Regions from separate parts of the Homo sapiens genome. Here all the other regions are linked to region 1. A link is a contact called in ENCODE Hi-C or POLR2A ChIA-PET data. All regions are on one chromosome and are shown on one strand. Each heading gives the region's core, a stretch centred on a gene start or an enhancer-like site at or near the end of the contact. The rest is flanking DNA. Distances are from core to core; before and after follow the strand shown.

Evidence for each region. Hi-C counts contacts between places; a loop is a spot of excess contacts on that map. ChIA-PET counts read pairs that join two places held with the same protein, here RNA polymerase II (POLR2A). Pooled maps may share reads with other maps.
Region 2: a pooled map shows a loop between it and region 1 (2.6-fold over the local background). The contact joins the enhancer-like site here to the promoter of WDR53 in region 1. A Hi-C loop is called at or near these places in 5 of 50 pooled maps. POLR2A ChIA-PET finds 5 or more read pairs at or near these places in 2 of 52 experiments (CD4-positive, alpha-beta T cell and activated CD4-positive, alpha-beta memory T cell).
Region 3: a loop to region 1 is called in a pooled map, with 8 times the contacts of the local background. The contact joins the promoter of ZDHHC19 here to the promoter of WDR53 in region 1. A Hi-C loop is called at or near these places in 8 of 50 pooled maps.

Annotation. Positions count from the first base shown.
Region 1 is chr3:196,567,207-196,569,856 of GRCh38, reverse strand. It overlaps WDR53 (WD repeat domain 53), which reads left to right and starts at 1,303. Exons shown (of 4, transcript NM_182627.3): 1 at 1,303-1,338; 2 at 2,550-2,650. FBXO45 (F-box protein 45) reads right to left here and starts at 1,197. Exons shown (of 3, transcript NM_001105573.2): 1 at 555-1,197. The coding sequence starts at 872. RefSeq lists silencers at 285-579, 701-1,240 and an enhancer at 1,962-2,650.
Region 2 is chr3:196,158,827-196,161,476 of GRCh38, reverse strand. It overlaps LINC00885 (long intergenic non-protein coding RNA 885), which reads right to left. Exons shown (of 3, transcript NR_034088.1): 3 at 587-1,577. Among named protein-coding and RNA genes, the nearest start is that of LINC00885, 18 kb to the right of the region's middle. RefSeq lists a silencer at 971-1,020 and enhancers at 1,321-1,520, 1,541-1,610. Within about 2 kb of position 1,321, at least 17 of the 41 ENCODE cell types and tissues checked have a DNase peak (open chromatin) inside an H3K27ac peak, as active enhancers do.
Region 3 is chr3:196,210,064-196,212,713 of GRCh38, reverse strand. ZDHHC19 (zDHHC palmitoyltransferase 19) reads left to right here and starts at 1,314. Exons shown (of 8, transcript NM_001039617.2): 1 at 1,314-1,544; 2 at 1,977-2,098. The coding sequence starts at 1,399. LOC124909479 (a long non-coding RNA gene) reads right to left here and starts at 1,299. Exons shown (of 4, transcript XR_007096240.1): 1 at 1,075-1,299; 2 at 1-93.

The sequences.
Region 1 (2,650 bases), core at 54-2,553:
TGAGCAGGATGACTAGAACTACACTCACTTGTAAGCCTCCAATATAGTGGAGGGAACTAAAGAGAACTTGGGGGAAAATAATGAAAACAAATGGTTAAAAATCAGAGCTTGGAAAAGATGAGATAAACGTGGAGTGAAAGCAAACTAGAAACTTAGAAACTTAGAAACTAAGCCCATGTTAAGGTGGCCGGGATTATTTAATATAATGAAGTCTATCTGGAGGCCGGGGAGAAAAGTAGGATGAGGGCATTAAAAGGTACAAGAGTGGTGGTCTGTCTTTAACGGGGAAAACTGTCAAAAGTTGAATGAGTGAGGCAAACTACCTAGTTGTTTGAAAAGTGGATCACGGAAGTGGGATGGGTTAAGGAGCAGAACTTCGATCCAAAGAAAAGAGAATCTTTATCTTGGGGGGAGGTGAGGAAGATACTGACTGGAGCCGTGGAAAGGCGGGCTGGTGAGGCGAAGCTTCTGACTCAGAAGCTCGGATGAGAAACACCGCGAACGACGCCGGGGAGCGGGACTGGGGGCAGCGGTGTGGCCCGGGGCTCTCTCACCTTGGCCTTGTAGCTGGGCAGGTTGCACAGGATGTCCGTGCGCAGAGCCTCTTCTGCCAGGCTGCGGGCGCACAGGCTCCGCCACACCTCGCTGTTCTCATCGCCGTGCAGGCAGCGGTACCAGTGCTTGCACACCAGGGCGCAGCTCCGCAGCTCGGACAGCTCCAGGTAAGAGAACACCAACTCCAGCACCCGGCTGGGCAGCCGGCCCCCGGCCCCCGCGGCCCCAGAGCCCGAGCCCGCGCCCGCGCCCGCGCCGCCGCCGCTACAGCCAGCGCCGCCCGAGGCTGCCCCAGCCCCCGGGGCCGGCGCCGCCATCGCCTCACCAGCCGGCCCTAGGGCCGCCGCTGCCGCCGCCGCTTCCCGCCGTCTCTGCTCGGAAGGCCAAGCCTCGCCCGGAGACCGGAGCGGCTCGCTCACCGCCCCTGTCAGTGCCAACCGCCGGCGCCTCCACCACTCCCGCCCCTGCCCGGGGGCGTCCGCCGCGCGCCCCGCCTCACTGAGGGCAGACGCACCGGCTGCAGGGGCGTCCTCCGCCCCTCCTCCGCGGCTCAGCGCGGGCGCCGAAACCGCCCGACTCGCCCGGCCTCTCCGCGGCGCGCCAGCGGCTCCGCCATGCGGGTTGAGGGCACGAAGCAAGGGCGCACGCCCAGCTCGTTCGCGGTTCCTCTCGGCCCCGGATGTGACTGTTTGGCTGCGCCGCCTCACGCCTGACGCTCGACGGGATTGGGCGCCGGCGGGTGAGGTTATCACTAGGCGCCGAGGAGGGGAGCGGGAAGCGCAGGTATGAGGCTGGCGCCGGTGGCTTCGATGCTGCTTTCCGGTGACTTCGATGCTGTTTTCCAGTGCTTTTTCCTTTTTCTGGTCTGGTGGCTCCGCGTCTGCTCTCCTGGGCTCCCTTTCCTGTGACGTTTCCCTGTGTCCGTTAGGTCCTTGCTTCAGACTCCAGCTCAACGCATGAAACTTTTCTCTCCTTGCTTGCCGGGTCCTGGCTCCCCAACCTTTTTGTGTAGCTTGGGCAGCGGAGGCCGTCTTTACCTGGTCAGGCCCTCTCGTTCTCCCTAAGTATCGGCACTTAGCGAACGTCTGTCCCTGTGTGCCTTCGCAAAGTAAGGTGGCTGCGACTGAACACCCCCTCGCCCAAACGTTCGAGTGCCATTTGAGCGCTAATTAAGTGCTGCCGTCTTTTGGACAAGATGTGGTCTTTACTGGATCCACCGCTTAGTAAGCAGATGAAGGCAATGTAGTTTTAGTCAATTAAACATTCCAATAGGGAGAATGACGTGGAGGCTATAATTATAGATGGATTCTTGGAAGGGGAAGAATTTCAGCATCCCAGCTTGGGCAACATTGCGAGGCAGTGTCGCTACAAAAAAATAGAAAAATTAGCCGAGGGTGGTGGCGTGCGCCTCTGGTCCCAGCTACTTGGGAGGCTGAGCCCGGGAGGTCGAGGCTGAGGTGAACCGTAATCGCCCTGCTGTGCTCCAGCCTGGGCGACAGAGTGAGCCCCTACCTCACACACACACACACACACACACACACACACACACAAGAATTTCAGCATTATTTGATTATACTACGATTTCCTAGGTGGCCCCAAAGTTTTCCGACAGCCTTTAAAGCATGCTTAGTAAGAGAATAATAATAACCATCATTTGAGCCACGGTGTGAACCAGGCACTGTATACTACGTCATTTACGCAGATTTTTATATACGTAATCCTCAAAACAACTCCATGAGCTGAGTAATTAAAATAATAGGGTTCACAGACTCCCTTGGTCAACTCCAATGTCTTGGAACCTTTATGTAGTAAGAAATCTTTTCTGAAGCTTCTTGCTATGTATAATCCATTTCTTAGTCTCTAGTAAAAGCAAAGGAACGGTGGCTACCTTCCCTACCCTCTGATTCATGGTGTTTGATTATTATTTGCCTGTCCCTTCTCCTCATGTCTTTTTCACCAAGTCCAGTAACCCTAATTCTTTTCATTCTTACCAGTGCCAGCGCCACAGCCCTTCAATCATTTTGGTTGCTATCCAGCTTCTCCACATCAAGTCCAACTTCAGAAACCCCAAGCCTGTAGAGAAAAGTTGACCTGT
Region 2 (2,650 bases), core at 72-2,571, 410 kb after region 1:
AACCCCATCTCTACCAAAAATACAAAAATTACCTGGGCGTGGTGGCAGACGCCTGTAATCCCAGCTACTCCGGAGGCTGAGGCAGGAGAATCACTTGAACCTGGGAGGTGGAGGTTGCCGAGATCATGCCACTGCACTCCAGTCTGGACACAGAGCTAGACTCTGTCTCAGAAAAAAAAAAAAAAAAAAAAAAAAAAAAAAAATATATATATATATATATATATATATTTTAATTTAGTTTTTATTTGGAATGCAGTGGTGTGATCACGGCTCAGTGTAACTTCAACCTCCTGGGCTCAAGTGATCCTCCTGCTTCAGCCTCCTGAATAGCTGGGACCACAGGTGCCTGCCACCAGCTGCCTAACTTTTTTTTTTTTTTTTTTTTTTTTTTTTTGTAGAGATGGAGTCTTTGCTATGTTGCCCAGGCTGGTCTCAAACTCCTGGCCTCAAGTGATCTTCCCTCCTTGGTCTCCCAAATTATTGGAATTATAGGCGTGAGCCACTGCCCCCAGCCTGGTTATGATTTTTTAGTGATCATGGTGTCTATTGGAAATTCTTAGAAAGTAAGAAATGCTACAAAATGTTTCTAAATGTAGTGCCATTTTCTTGAATACTGAATGAATTCATTTACAAGCCAGTTAGTAAACCATTAGCAACTGAAGATTGTCCATGTTGGCAGTATTTACACGACGGAAATAGCAAACACTACAAATCAGTGAAGTGTACAAATCAGTGTGGTCATTCATAGCACCAACCCTGCCCCAGCTGATTTACTCCTGATCACTGGGAAATTATTTGTTTTTTCTTTTAATCTCTGGGTGACTCAAATGTGTAGTCAGCAATCTGGAAGAAGTTCAGGATCTTGAGTCCACTGAGATAGGCCCCAACAGGGACTGTGGCTCAAGAGGAACCCGGACTGAATTCCATCTAGAAGGAGGACTCACTCCGGGAAAGAGGGAGTGCTCCTTAGGGAGGTGCTCCCTGCCTCCAGCCCAGGCCTTGCTCTTGGTGAGTGGTCATTTAGAGCAGGGGTTTCATGTCTTCATGTCTTTGTATTTGCACAGTAGTCAATTTATTTACTGCTGCCACTTTATTCAGTAACCTTTAGCCTATTAATTGTGTTTATTTTATTTCCCTTTTCGTCTTTCAGTGTTACTAGGCCCTGCTGGCAAACAGAATTGAGGGGGGCCTGCCCAGCAGGGAGGAAGGAGGGGCCACAGCGAGGAGTGTCTGGGACTCAGCTGAGCCTTTCTTGCCTCTGAGGCAGGTGGCCTGGGGAAGTCCTTGATCTTGAACCAGCCGGTTACAGTCTGCGGGTGGCCCCACCTTCAAAGTAAGAAATCCCCATGATTCCACTGGGGCGGCTTCAGCCAGAGGAAGCTGATGAGCCCAAGAGCTTCCTGAAAGCTGCCCAGGGCTCCTGAACAAAGGCTCCAGCTCTGAGAGGCCGTGTGAAACCGGCAAGAGCATGGAGTTACTCACGGGGCAATGGAGCATGGCACGTTCAGCGTGGAGTCCAGCGAACTGAAGGACAAATTAGATGTGCGTGTTTCAATGGAGGGGACTCTCAAAACAAGCTGTGGAGTAAAACAATGAAGGTTACCAAACCACGCACAGCACACACTGCCATTTGTGGGAACGCACTCACGTACAAACACTGAACCAGTGAAACGCCGTCTCTACTCAAAATACAAAAAATTAGCTGGGTGTGGTGGCCCGCACCTGTAATCCCAGCTACTTGGGAGGCTGAGGCAGAAGAATTGCTAGAACCTGGGAGGCGGAGGTGGCAGTGAGCCAAGATCATGCCATTGCAGTCCAGCCTGGGTGACGAGCGCGAAACTCCGTCTCAGACAACAACAACGACAACAAAACTAGTGACTGGAGAGGGTTTCGAAAGAACAAGCTGACCTGATGGACAAAGATATACATCAAAGATATATATATATATATACACCATATATAAACACTATTTAGAGTCTTTTTTTTTTTTTTTTGAGATGGAGTCTTACTCTGTTGCCCAGGCTGGAGTGCAGTGGTGTCATCTTGGCTCACTGCAACCTCCACCTCCCAGATTCAAGCGATTCTCCTGCCTCAGCCTCCCAAGTAGCTGGGGATTACAGGTGTGCGGCACCATACGCAGCTAATTTTTTGTATTTTTAGTAGAGATGGGGCTTCACCGTGTTGGCCAGGCTGGTCTCTAACTCCTGACCTCCACCCGCCTCGGCTTCCTAAAGTGCTCAGATTACAGGCATGAGCCACTGTGCCTGGCCACAATTTAGAGTCTTTATAAAGACAGGCTCCAAATAAAATTCGAGGTCTCTCCCCAGGGACATAGAAAAGAGAGTGGTCATGGCTGGACATCATGGTTCATGCCTGTAATCCCAGCACTTTGGGAGGCCAAGGCAGGCGGATCATGAGGTCAGGAGTTCGAGACCAACCTGGCCAATATGGTGAAACCCTGTCTCTACTAAAAATACAAAAATTAGCCAGACGTGGTGGCGTGTGCCTGTAGTCCCGGCTACTGGGGAGGCTGAGGCAGGAGAATAGCTTGAATCCGGGAGGCAGAGGTTGTAGTGAGCCAAGATCGTGCCACTGCACTCCAGCCTGGGCAATAGAGCAAGACTCTGTCTCAGAAAAAAAAAAGAGGCAC
Region 3 (2,650 bases), core at 65-2,564, 360 kb after region 1:
GCAGACTTCCAATAAATAAAAGTAGTTAATCATATGACAGGTCACATCATCTATAGCATAACTTGTGGCCTTGCATAGCTGGTGACTTTGTAGCTGCATTGAAAGAAAAACAAGAACTGGCTAAATACAGACATTTGTAAAACATAATCATGCTTAAGAAACCTGGGAAAGGAGTAACAGTCAAAGAATTTGTCTTTCTTTTTTTTCTTCAACTTTGCTCTGGAGGCGAGGGGTGTCTGGAGCTTATTCTTTTGGCCTTGGCCTCTTAAACAGCGTTATCTTATAACTGTCCTTGAAGTGAGCTTGCTGGGCAGAGGAAAACTTGTTCTTTTCTTTTTAACTTTTGCCTTGCTTGTTACTTGTCTTGGAGTGAATGAATGCATATTTATTTTTAAATTTCTGCCTCAGTTTCTTCTTTTTGAGGCCTTTTATAAAGGAAGTTTAATATGGCTCATGCTTGTAATCCCAGCACTTTAGGAGGCTGAGGTGGGTGGATCACCTGTGGTCAGGAGTTCGAGACCAGCCTGGCCAACATGACTAAACCCCGTCTCTACTACAAAATACAAAATGAGCCGGGCATGGTGATGCATGCCTGTAATCCCAGCTACTTGGGAGGCTGAGGCAGGAGAACCGCTTGAACCCAGGAGGCAGAGGTTGCAGTGAGCCGAGATTGCGCCATTACACTCCAGCCTGGGCAACAAGAGCGAAACTATCTCAAAAACAAACAAACAAACAAAACAAACCAACAAAAAAACCCAGCAACTTTCTTTCTTTTTTTTTTTTTTTTTTTGAGATGGAGTTTACTCTGCCACCCAGGTTGGAGTGCAATGGCGCGATCTTGGCTCGCTGCAACGTCCACCTTCCAGGTTCAAGTGATTCTCCTGCCTCAGCCTTCTGAGTAGCTGGGACTACAGGCGTGCACCACCACTCCTGGCTAGTTTTGTATGTTTAGTGGAGATGGGGTTTCACCATGTTGGCCAGGCTGGTCTCGAACTCCTGACCTCGAGTGATCTGCCTGCCTCGGTCTCCCACAGTGCTGGGATTACAGGGATTACAGCGCCGGCTGAAAATTACCAACTTTCTTCCCATGTGTTTCTCCAGGTCATATTTTCTCCAACAACATCAGCCTCTCAGGGGCAGGAACTCCCGGTTCCCCAGCACATGTCGGGGTGGGGGTGGGGTTTGCTGTTGGAAGTGCCTGTCACCGGAGGCAGCTAGAGCAGGGCTGCAGACAGTTCTGCTGAGGTCCCCCAGCCTCTGTGATGTCACACTGGGCCTTCTTTCCTTTCACCCTGGGCTGCGGCTCTGAGGCTGCCGTGGCCATGGAGCTCTGGAAGCTGGGCTGGGGGAGGAAGCCTGGTGGCTCTGACCTCCCCTGGAGGCGAAGGAGGCCCAGCCATGACACTCTTAACGGATGCCACGCCGCTGGTGAAGGAGCCCCATCCCCTGCCTCTGGTCCCACGTCCCTGGTTCCTCCCTAGCCTCTTTGCTGCCTTCAATGTGGTGCTGCTGGTCTTTTTCAGTGGCCTCTTCTTCGCATTCCCGTGAGTTTTCCAGGCAAGCCGTTAGGTTTCCCACAAAGAGACAGCCAGGGAAACAGAAGATGATAGGATGGAGGCAGGGGAGTGCAGAAGACCGGGGGAGAGGTCAGGGAAAAGGGGATATTCTGTTCGAGGGAACCGACGTGCAAAGGTGCAGAGGTCAAGGGTGCGGGCAGGGAAAAGGGGATATTCTGTTCCAGGAACCGACGTGCAAAGGCGCAGAGGTCAAGGGTGCCTGTGCATTTTGGGAGCTTTGGGTGGCTGGTCATGCTGGTGACATTTGGTGGAGCCATTATGAGTCTGCCTGGGTATTTGGAGCCTGGATTTTTAGATCTGGCTTGAAGGTCTGTGGGTCCTGACCTGAGCAAGCCACAGGCCTTGGGCCGGGGGCTTTGGGCTGCCCCTGCTCAGGACCGAGCCTGCCTCTGGTCTCAGTTGCAGGTGGCTGGCTCAGAACGGGGAGTGGGCCTTTCCTGTTATCACAGGCTCCCTCTTTGTCCTTACCTTCTTCAGTCTTGTTTCACTCAACTTCTCAGACCCTGGCATCTTACATCAAGGTGAGGCATCAGCCCCCTGGGAAAAGGAGGTGTCACTCAAGGGCTGGGAACCTGCAGGGGGGATTCCTAAAGTGCTCTTCCTACTGACCCTCCTCCAGCCTCTGGACCCCTTCACCCCACGTCTTCATTGCTCTGGCCCTCGCTCACTCTTTCTTCTCTTCTCTTTTCTTTCTTTCTTTCTCTTTCTTTCTTTCCTTCCTTCCTCTCTCTCTCCCTCTTTCTTTCCTTCCTTCCTCTCTCTTTCCTTCCTTCCTTCTTTCTTTCTTTCTCTTTTCTTTCTTTCTTTCTTTCCTTCTTTCCTTTCTTCCTCTCTCTTTCCTTCCTTCCTTCTTTCTTTCTTTCTTTCTCTTTTCTTTCTTTCTTTTTCTTTCTTTCTTTCCTTCTTTCCTTTCTTCTTTCTTTCTCTCTTTCCTTTTCTTTTTGTTGAGACAGAGTCTCGCTTTGCTGCCCAGGCGGGAGTGCAGTGGCGCAATCTCCGCTCACTGCAAGCTCCACCTCCCAGGTTCAAGCGATTCGTCTGCCTCAGCCTCCCAAGTAGCTGGGGCTACAGGA